Linked DNA regions of Homo sapiens: region 1 is linked to region 2. Evidence: read pairs that join two places in POLR2A ChIA-PET (ENCODE). Cell type or tissue: B cell. All regions are shown on one strand. Each heading gives the region's core, and the rest is flanking DNA. Links, peaks and the distances in the headings are about the cores only.

Region 1 (5,375 bases), core at 225-5,224, 100 kb after region 2:
CATTCCAGAATGCTTCAGTCCCCTCTTGGCGCCAATGCAGAGAGTGGAGAATAGGAAAGCTGGGAGAGACTTCACAGAGCTTCTTGTCTAAGCCCCTTAATTTCAGTTTAGGACACTGAATAACTTGGCTAAAGCCCCGTGAGGCCAGGGGCTCTTGTCTGTCTTGTTTGTTCACCTTCATACCTTTGGTGCCTGCATTGTATTAGGTACTTAAACATGCATTTGTTTGGTGAATGAATGACATAAATGAAGATACGACTTCCGACTCCTAATCCAGTGCTCTCTCTGAGATATTTGTAGGCAGAAAAGTCTGTAGAAGTGTTGCCAAATAACTTGTATGTAGTTGAGGCTATCTTGAGATTATATATAGGTTAGAAAATGGAGATGTAGCAAAATCAAACTGGCTCCTTAAAGTTGGTGGTGAAGACAGGCTTGTTCAGGTTTGGGGGTGGGTAGGAGGCAGGACTGCCACTTTGCTCAGCAGATGGGGCTCCTTTCACATTGGATTGTGTGTGAGTGGTGCCCTCTGAAGTTGGACGATGGCCCCAATAGCTCAGCTTCCCCAGAAGAATCAAGATGACTGTGGAAAAAATAGGCTTGAAGTTGCCCCTTTCCTTACCAGCAGCTAGGAGCCTACCCTCGTTTTGCAGCCCAGTCCCCGCCTTTTCAGAGGGATGTGTGACTTGGAGCTCATCAGACTTACCCTCTGTTTGTAGAGGGGTGTGTGTGTGTGTGTGTGTGTGTGTACGTATAGAATGCTGCAGGTGTGACTGGAAGGTCACGTTTGGTCACTGTAGCAACAGGAGTAGGATGAAGTCCTGCACACAGGGTCTCTGCCACTGTCCAACTCCATTTGGAGAATTGCAACTCTGTTGCCATGGGCCCCAACCAAGGAAACCAGGTCTTACAGTGGGCTGCACTTAGAAAACCAGGGTAGTCCTGGCCAGCATGGTGAAACCCCATCTCTACTAAAAATACAATAATTAGCTGGGCGTGGTGGCAGGCACCTGTAATCCCAGCTACTTGGGAGGCTGAGGCAGGAGAATCGCTTGAACCCAGGAGACGAGGTTGCAGTGAGCCGAGATTGCGCCACTGTACTCCAGCCTGGGTGACGAGCGAAACTCCATCTCAAAAAGAAAAAAAAAAAAAGAAAAGAAAACCAGGATGGTAAGCCACACAGCCACTTCTAGGCTGGTAACTCAAAGCATTGCTGTTTGTTTATCTGTCTTATTTAACTTCTTAGTTAATTCACAAACAAGAAGAGATTTACAATTACAAGGGAGTTTTAAAATTTAGAATAGTTATAGGAGGTTAATTCAAGATTAAAAGTTGCTAAAGAGAATTTGCAAAATCAAGAAATGTTATTTAAATTCGCAAACTCTGATCTGCGGAGACTTTATTGCTTGCTGCTTGCTAGGTTTCATCTGCCCACTCTGGGCCCTCCTCCCAGCCTGGCTGAGGATGTGTCTCTTGAAATTGACCTTCAGGCTTTACCACTTGGCCTGCTATCTAGGGGAGAGTGTGCTTCCTCTGGAATCCTTGACAGCTGACCATTTTTGGGTGGAATTTGTGTGCCTCCTCTGGGACAGAGAACACAGTTCCTCCTGGAAATCCCTTTCACTGGTTTCCCTGACTTCTGCCGGTGCCTGCTTTATACAACCCTTCTCATTTCTCTCCAGGGGATGTGTGGCAGACAGCCCATCTCCCGGTGGGTCAAGAGATAAGCTGGAGTCAAACCCTGATTGATGACTACAGAAAGAATCAGTTGGGTTGTGGCTTCTGTTCTGTATTAAAGATCACAGGACTTATTGATCTAAAGCTGGCAGGCTCTCTGCAGGCCAGCAATGAGTTGAGCCAGTTGCCAAAGCAGCAAGAAGAATGACTGTTGTCTAGGCTATTAGAGCTTGAATGAAAAGAGTGTATTTCATCTTGCACAGTGGCATTAATCGTTACTTTGTTATTCTGGGGAAAACCAGGCCTTTAGGAAGTGATTTGGTGGTAGTGTCCTTATAGTCTGGTGTTTGAACTTCTCATGGGGGCTGTTTTTTGGCACTGATATAGTTATCTATGAGCTTGTCCTGTTGTGTGGTGCTAGCGTAGTGCTTTGGAGCAAATGGTAAATGTTTACTTGAACCCAAAATATACTGTGTGCAAAGCCATGCAAATTAGAAACAAATTAAGAATACATATGTGTTAATAAAAAATGGCTTATTTGGAAAATCTAGTTTCATTCATTCATTTACATGTGGGGAAAACTTGATTATTCTCTTCAGGATTCTTGAAAGTATAAACAAAAGTGAGGTGGGAGTGCCCACCTTCCCCAGCTATGAGCCTTAAGCATTTATGGAGGGTATTTTAGAATGCACACTCTTTAGTGCAGAAGAGTTTCAGCATTGCCTGTGGATGAAGGCACACCTTTTGCTTATTTGTATACTTATTGCATGTGACATAGTTTCAATGCAATAGTTCTCTCTCTCTTTCTTTCTCTTTTTAAAGCAATCTATGGGGGTCTATAACCATAGTGGCAGAAAGAAAGTTAATGGAGACTAAACAATAGTGTTCATGTTTACAAAATTAAATGCTGAAACATGATGGAATTCTGTATTAATGGGGTTTCAACTTGCTATAAAATGAAAATAATGTGATGGAGTTCTGTATTCGTAAGATTCCAATCCGCTATAAAAATTAATGTTAATAAGCAAGAAGATTGGTTCATATTCGTGGTTTTCTTCCTGCAAAGTCAAATAGTATACATGCATTTGTTAATGACTCCCTGAATAAGGTCTAAATCACTTAAGTACAGTTTTATATGGAGTGGAAGTATAAGAATCAAAGTTTGTGGTTATTTTGTAAGAATTTGCTTCCATTTTTACAATGCAAGTCAGAGAAATCTTGATGTGTTCCATCTTTTCTTCCATTTGTATCTTCTCTATTTTCCTCTAGATGATTTCCTCCCCTATTACACATGCTGTTTTCCCACAGCCTAGATAAGATCCCCAATCATCACCCCAGTTTCATCCCCCTTCTTTACAAGGCCTGACCCCGTTAAGGGTCTCCAAGTTCTTCCTCCAGCTAGGCAGGCCTCAGTGGTGTCTCAGTCTGTATCTTCTGGTCTTTTCTGGATCCCAGTTGTACCTCACAAGCAGCCCAGCTCACCCTGAATCTAAAGAGCATGCCTTTTCTGTAGCCTAAAAATGTTAATGATTAAATACACAAGGTTAGATTTTGTTTGGTGATAATGCAGCCCCTTTAAATATTTTACCAGTTAAGAAACATTAGAGAGACTTGTCAGGTTCCTTGGAGGAAGAGAATGCTTGGGAGACAGCCCCTCCCAGCTGCATTTTGCCACAGTAAGGAAGGACTGAATTCTGGGCAGAATGTGTGGTGTGTGGTGGGAAGCCCCAGCCTTAAGAGTCAGGCAGGCTCAGGGTCCAGGCCCTGCTCCCCATTCCCAGGCTCTATGACCTCAGGCAAATTATTCTTCTCTCCAGGGCTTAGTCTTCTCATCTGCAAGATGGGGATAATCATGCCTACTTCATAAAATTGTTGGGAGGATTAAATGAGGGAACCTATGTAAGGCATACCTGGAATTTAGTAAGTAGTCATTGGCGCTGCTATCGTAATAGGAGGGAGTCTGCTTTGAGTAATCCAGTGCCTTCTGAAAGTTTCTCCCTAATTGTTGCCCCTCAGCCAAGGTGCTCAGAGCGTTTAGGTAGCTGATGTTGTTTTAGGCATGTAGTGCATGTAAGTGCTGGTGCCACCCTGTCGCTTTTGAAGCCTGCTCCTGAGTGTCCTGGAGCTCCTGTGTCATGTTTGCTCTTCTCCATAGCAGACAGGTGCTGGAAACTGGCATTTACCGGGGCTTCCTATGCTTTTAGAATCAAGGGACTTCTAGAGTGTGTATTTTGAGATGAGTTAAAATTAATAGTCATTTAAAAAATTAAATGAGCCCTGTGGTCAGATTTCTTAGAGAGTATGTGTTTCTCGGGAGGAACACTGACTAGTGAGGACCATTCTTGGTGGCCAGCTGCTTTGTGGGGCAGTTAGATTCTACTTCCTGGACCAACAGCTTAGGGGGAAAGGGGAAGGCAAAGCCAAAAAATTGTGTAAAATGTATTTATGTTTGTCCTGAGAGAATAGCAATGTATCACACACCATTAACAGGCCTGACCTGCTAACAGTTCTGCACTGCAGTTTGCACCAACCCAGCAATGCAGTAATTTATTTCACTGAGGGAATTGTGGTTTTACTTGCCATGTATTGGTGTCATTGAAACCACGTTTTAAGAGGAAAGTAGCAATTAATGTTTAGAAATGGGAAATAGCTTTACAAATTTGTGGTGGAAGAGACCCAATAAAAATGACTATCAGGAGTTTTCCAAAGGTGAACCCAACAGTTTCTAAATGGTGTTTTCTGTCTGGTAGCTTGACAGCTTTTGATTTGTAAGTGTTAACCAAAGCATGACTGCCACAAACAGAGCAGGGTGTGTGAGAGAGAGTATTACTGCAAGGAAGAAAGTAACTCCACCGAGATGCAGGCAGGCATCTGTGCTGACTTAGGAATGGGTGGAGAGGTCTAGAGTGTGTTTGCTCAGATTACACCCTGTCTGTGTCATTGCTGCTGCTGTTCTCCCTCTGCCAGACGACAGCACTGAAAGAGTGGCTGTTACTCTCTAACTTGGGGTTTGCCTGCATCCATGCATAAACATTTCAGCTCATTATCTTAAGAAACGGAGGACCAGAGCATTTGGGAACCACTGAATACTGAATCCTTTAAGGTTTGTTTTCTGTTTGTTTTTATTATGATTGATGAGATTGGGGATTCTAAATTAAAAGTGACTCCTAAGGATTCAGTTAAAGGATGGTGTCATAATGAGAATGATGGTTTTACCTGGGAGGCAGAGGTTGCAGTGAGCCGAGATCGAGCCACTACACTCCAGCCTGGGTGACAGAGCAAGACTCCATCTCCAAAAAAAAAAAAAAAGGAGTTTGAGAATGATGATTTTCTTTTAGTAGGAGAACTCTTTTTAAAAATGAGATATTTCACTGGAGCCACGGCATATGTGCATTTAACTCATAAAAATTAAACTGTACACACATGGTCCGAAAATAGAGAGAAATCACATTGAGAATAGTTTGGAGCTGCTTGGCAGTCGGCTCCATTAGAGCGGGCGCCCCAGCACAGGGTTTCTCAGCCTCGGTGCTCATAGCGTTCTGCGCTGATCATGTGGCATTGTGGGTGCTCTGTTGTCCTGTGCTTCCTATAGTGGATGCCTAGCGGTGTCCCTGGCCTCTGCTGACTAGATGCCAGTAGAACCTTGCTTCCCCATTCGTGACCATGAAAAGTGTCTCTAGACCTTACCAAATAAATGTGCT
Region 2 (5,375 bases), core at 108-5,107:
TTACCCTGTTGTAATTATTATGCATTGTATGCCTGTATCAAAATATCTCACATACCCCATAAATATATATAACTACTATGTACCCATAAAAATTAAAAATTAAAGATGGCAACAGCAGAGGATTAAACCACAGGCAGGAGCATTCTAGCCATGCGGCCTGTGCTGCCACGAAGGCTGCGTACCTAGAAGCCACCCGTGAGTGGGGTCCCCAAAAGCTTTGAATCTGAACTGAGGGGTGTATTACCTGGGGGGTCAGTGGGGGTCCACTTGTGGACTCGAGCTCATTTCAGAAATCAGTGTGGCATAGCGAGAAGCTGCCACCATCAAAGTTGTGGGCTCAGCTTGGCAAGGGGGACCTCCAGGGAGGCCATGTACAATTTGTCTGGATGAGTTTGTGCAGGTAACCGAAACAAAAAAAATTTTAAACCCAGGAAAATGATCAGGTATTTAAAATGTTTCCACTAGTGGGGCTCCTGGTAGCTGGGAGAGCTCTTGTTTATGAACCATAAAGTCATCTTGTCTCTGCAGGCCCAGGAACTAACTTACTTTGCATGAGAGAAGGGATGAGGTATTCGGGATGGGGAGTTTGGGATGAAGGGAAAGGTTAGAATGTTGATGCAAAGGGAGCTTTCAGAAGACGGAGGCAGGGGACATGGAGGGTGGGGGTGGGGAGAGATATGTCTAGGGGGCTTTTCTTTTTCTTTTTCTTTTTTTTTTTTTTTTTTTTTTTTTTGAGACGGAGTCTTGCTCTGTCGCCAGGCTGGAGTGCAGTGGCACGATCTCTGCTCACTGCAACCTCTGCCTCTCAGGTTCAAGCAATACTCCTGCCTCAGCCTCCTGAGTAGCTGGGACTACAGGCACACGCCACCACACCCAGCTAATTTTTGTACTTTTAGTAGAGATGGGGTTCCACCATGTTGGCCAGGATAGTCTTGATTTCTTGACCTTGCCATCCACCCGCCTCAGCCTCCCAAAGTGCTGAGATTACAGGCATGTGCCATTGTGCCTGGCCTCTAGAGGGTTTTTCTAAGGGACGTTCTGTGTGATGTGAACAGGGAGGCCTGTGGACCTCCCTACCCCACCCTCCCAGCCTGCCCTACCACCTCCTCCATCTCTGCCCTGGCACATTTTCCTTTAAAAAAAATTTTTTTTTTTTCAGAAATCTTTACGGAGTAAGCTTCCTTTGGGGGAACAAAGAAAAATATTTAGTCCATGGTGAGAGAAGAGAATTGTGGGGTGATGGGGTGAGGGTTAGTATATCATAACCTTGTTAAAATGGAGGTTACACCCCTGCAGAGCTCACTGGAATGAGGCAGGTAGTTTATGTAGCCTCAGAAAAATCACAAGACTTGCTTTATATTTTCATTTAGTCCCTTCACTTGGAAAAATCATGAAGGGAAAAAGGAAGGCTGGTAGTCACAGCCTGGTTGGAGGTGACTTCAGTCACTGGGGACAGAGGAGGGTATATGAGACCGATGGCAGTTTAGTTCTGGGGGTGAGGTGGGAAGTTGGGGAGGTAGAATTAAAGCCACAGGCTCCTACCTGGCTGACAGCAGATAAGACCCTGAGAGTACGCAGGCTAAAGCCATGCCACTTACGCTCCTCTTGCCTGTCTAGCTTTGGGCTTTTATCACAACCAGATTCAAAATTACTGCCCTATTCCATTCCCTCTGGATCCTGGATACTTTGATGATAGGCATAACTTTATTGCTAGACAATAAACACTCATATTAATGACATTTTACATTTAGAAAGTGCTATCTCTAGGTCACTGTAGTTGGTAGGTTGCGAGGGTGTATGGTTGTGGTCAAATTCACCTGTGGTTGAGTGGGCTGAGGCCAAACTGTGTGTCATGGCAGCTGGCAATATGGGGAAGGGAAACTGGGCATCTTTTGTTTACCGAGCACGCAGAAGTTTTTCTTTGTTCTAAGTACAGGTTCTGCAGATGAAATGCCTCAAGATACAATGTGTTCCCCTTAAAAGCCCAGAGAAAATGTCCACTGATACTGTCCAGTTTCTATAAACCACACTGGTACAAAAGAAAAGGGAGCACTGTGGCTGATGTTTGGCATTCTTGTGCAGGATGAGGAGAGGCATTTTCCATTACCTGGTTCACCAATGAGACATATCGCCACCCTTTCATACTCTTTCAGAGTGCAACCTTTGCTGGCCTCAGCTCAGGGGAGATTCCCAGGCAAAGTCCACTGGCCCATGACAAAGCAAAAAGCATTCACTTCTAGCTGGTGGTTTCAACTTCAGTCCTCAGGTGTACAATCAATTCAAGCATACCATCTTCTAAAGCAGTGGCTTGAAATCTACCCTATGTGACATAGTATCTGCTTATGGAACAGCTACTCATACTCATTAAAGCAGCCAAAAATATTAATATTATAAAGTCCTAAAATGCCATTTTGTAGAGGGTTTTTTGTTTGTTTGTTTGTTTGTTTGTTTGTTTTTGAGATGGAGTCTCACTCTGTCACCCAGGTTGGAGTGCAGGGGCTCAATCTCGGCTCACTGCAACCTCCGCCTCTCAGGTTCAAGCAATTCTCCTGCCTCAGCCTCCCGAGTAGCTGGGATTACAGGAGCCCGCCACGACACTCAGCTAATTTTTTACATTTTTGGTAGAGACAGGGTTTCGCCACATTGGCTAGGCTGCTCTCGAACTCCTGACCTCAAGTGATCCACCTGCCGCAGCCTCCCACAGTGCTGGGATTACAGGCGTGAGCCACCACACCCGGCCAAGTTTGTTTTTGTTTTTGTTTTCTTTTTTGAGATGGAGTCTTGCTCTGTCACCCAGGCTGGAGTGCAGTGGTGCAATCTTGGCTCACTGCAACCTCCACCTCCCGGGTTCAAGTGATTCTCCTGCCTCAGCCTCCCGAGTAGCTGGAACTACAGGTGTGCACCACCACACCTGGCTAATTTTTGTATTTTTAGTAGAGACAGGGTTTCACCAAGTTAGCCAGGATGGTCTCTATCTCCTGACCTCGTGATCTGCCCACCCTGGCCTCCCAAAGTGCTGGGATTACAAGCGTGAGCCACTGCACCCAGCCTCCATCCTTTACCACTTATCTCCCCATTCCAGACCACCACTCCTCCCTCACCCCCCATCAAGAGAAAGTCTGCAGGAGGCCAGTGGTCTCATTCCATTGTTTAAAGGGCTGAGTGAAATCATCCACCGGGGATTCCATCCATCAAATCAAATGTTATGGATTTGGTTTGTTTGGTAGATGAAAAAGCCTAAATTGGCTGTCTCCCAGTTCATTCTACATACCACTGTGTGAAAGCTAAGACCAAGGGCCCTCCCAAGAAACAACAGAAAATGGATAATTCTGTGAAATAAGAAGCCAGCAGTTCTCAGCACTTCCCACCAGGCCCTGGTCAAAGTCCAGCATGTCTGCTGGTCCATAGTCTCTAAAAGTGGAGAGCAAAGGAGCAGCCACTGCAGCCAGGTTGGTTCATTCATTCATTGCAACAAACATTTACTGAGTGCCTGCAATGTGCCAGGCCCCGTCCTGGGCCCCGTGGCTACAGCCATGATCAAGATTGTTGATGTGGAGGCAGAATGTTCAGGACACCATTGGCCAGGCACGGTAGCTCACATCTGTAATCCCAGCACTTTGGGAGGCCAAGGTGGGTGTATCACCTGAGGTCAGGAGTTCAAGACCAGCCTGGCCAACATGGTGAAACCCCGTCTCTACTAAAAATACAAAAATTAGCTGGGCAAGGTGGCACACACCTGTAGTCCTAGCTACTTGGGAGGCTGAAGCAGGAGTATCACCTGAACCTGGGAGGCAGAGGTTGCAATGAGCCGAAATTGTACCATTGCACTGTAGCCTGGGTGACAGAGCAAGACTCCATCTCAAAAAAAAGAAAAAAGAATGTTCAGGACACCCATAAATCATGCCATGTAGATACAGAGTCAACCCTGGAAATACATACGGTCACAGAACCTTCTGACAAGGACACTGTCACTGACTATCTCTGCTTTCCATGCTCGATCCCACAGCCATCCCCACAAGTGAATATTGCCAAGGGCAGAGAACTCTCTGCTTCTGAAGTAAGCTATTCTACTTTCCACCCAACCTAGTTTTGTCCCCTAGAGCTTCAAAGAGCCTCTGTGCCCCTTCTGCTCCATAATCACCCTTCCAATATTAGAATGCAGCTGCCATGTTTCTGTTATCCTTCTTCACAAAGAATATTGGGGACCAGGGCATGGGAGCATGGTCCAGATTGAGTCCAAGCTAAAGTTCATAGCCAGGTGTGGTGGCTCATGCCTGTAATCCCAGCACTTTCAGAGGCCGAGGCAGACAGATCACCTGAGGTCAGGAGTTCGAGACCAGCCTGGCCAACATGGTGAAACCCTGTCTCTACTAAAAATACAAAAAATTAGCCCCGTGTGACGGCACGTGCCTATAATCCCAGTTACTTGGGAGGCTGAGGCACAAGAATTGCTTGAACCTGGGAGATGGAGGCTGCAGTGAGCCAAGATCATGCCACTGCACTCCAGCCTGGGTGACAGAGCAAGACTCTGTCTTAAAATAAATAAATAAATAAATAAATAAATAAATACAAAATAAAGTTCAGAAATGCCTGGGCTTTTCTGGAAACTGCTGGGGCAGGCCCACCAGAAGTTTGAATGAGAGCCTGAGCATCCTGTAAGGAATGAACTTATCCAGAGAGAAGATGGCAACTGGGGTGACCACCTTGACTCACGTACCAAGCCTTGATCATCAGAGAAAGGGACAAACCTGAGCAGAACTCAGGGCACAAAACAGATTTTAAAAATGCATGTATATATGGGACAAAAGTGAAACACAATGTTAATTCTTTTTCTGGGAGGTGAGGTTATGAGTAATTTTAATGTTTTCTTATATTTTTAACATTTTCTACAATTAAAATATAAAACATAAATTGACTAAAACTTTATTTTTTGAGACAGTGTCTCATTCTGTCGCCCCAGGGTGGAGTGCTGTGGTATGACCATAGCTCACTGCAGCCTTGAGTTCTTGGGCTCAAGATCATTGGCGATCCTCCCACCTCGACCTCCCAAAGTGTTGGACTTATAGGCATGAGCCACTACACCTGGCCTGAAACTATTTTTCTTCCTCTTATTATTTTTTTGAGATGGAGTGTTGCTCTTTTTGCCCAGGCTGGAGTGCAATGGCACGATCTCAGCTCACTGCAACCTCTGCCTCCCGGGTTCAAGCGATTCTCCAGCCTAAGCCTCCTGAGTAGCTGGAATTACAGGCATGTGCCACCATGCCCGGCTAATTTTGTATTTTTAGTAGAGATGGAGTTTCACCATGTTGGCCCGGCTGGTCTCAAACTCCTGACCTCACATGATCCACTCATCTTGGCCTCCTAAAGTGTTGGGA

What was found. Peaks named below come from ENCODE experiments on the same cell type or tissue, not always from the same donor. Only the 100,000 strongest peaks of a DNase experiment are listed, where the experiment ranks them.
Region 1: POLR2A ChIA-PET joins it to region 2 with 7 read pairs; 2 of 35 experiments call an interaction of 5 or more read pairs at or near these places.

Annotation. Positions count from the first base shown.
Region 1 is chr5:78,620,578-78,625,952 of GRCh38, reverse strand. All of the region lies in intron 2 of LHFPL2 (LHFPL tetraspan subfamily member 2), which reads left to right. Among named protein-coding and RNA genes, the nearest start is that of LHFPL2, 26 kb to the left of the region's middle. In B cell, for the core only: no CTCF peak of the experiment used is centred there; no DNase peak of the experiment used is centred there.
Region 2 is chr5:78,724,730-78,730,104 of GRCh38, reverse strand. The region is part of intron 3 of LOC124900191 (a long non-coding RNA gene); the gene reads left to right. Among named protein-coding and RNA genes, the nearest start is that of LHFPL2, 79 kb to the right of the region's middle. RefSeq lists enhancers at 1,950-2,059, 2,025-2,319. In B cell, for the core only: no CTCF peak of the experiment used is centred there; DNase peaks (open chromatin) are centred at 2,004 and 2,154; H3K4me3 peaks cover 803 bases; H3K27ac peaks cover 2,011 bases.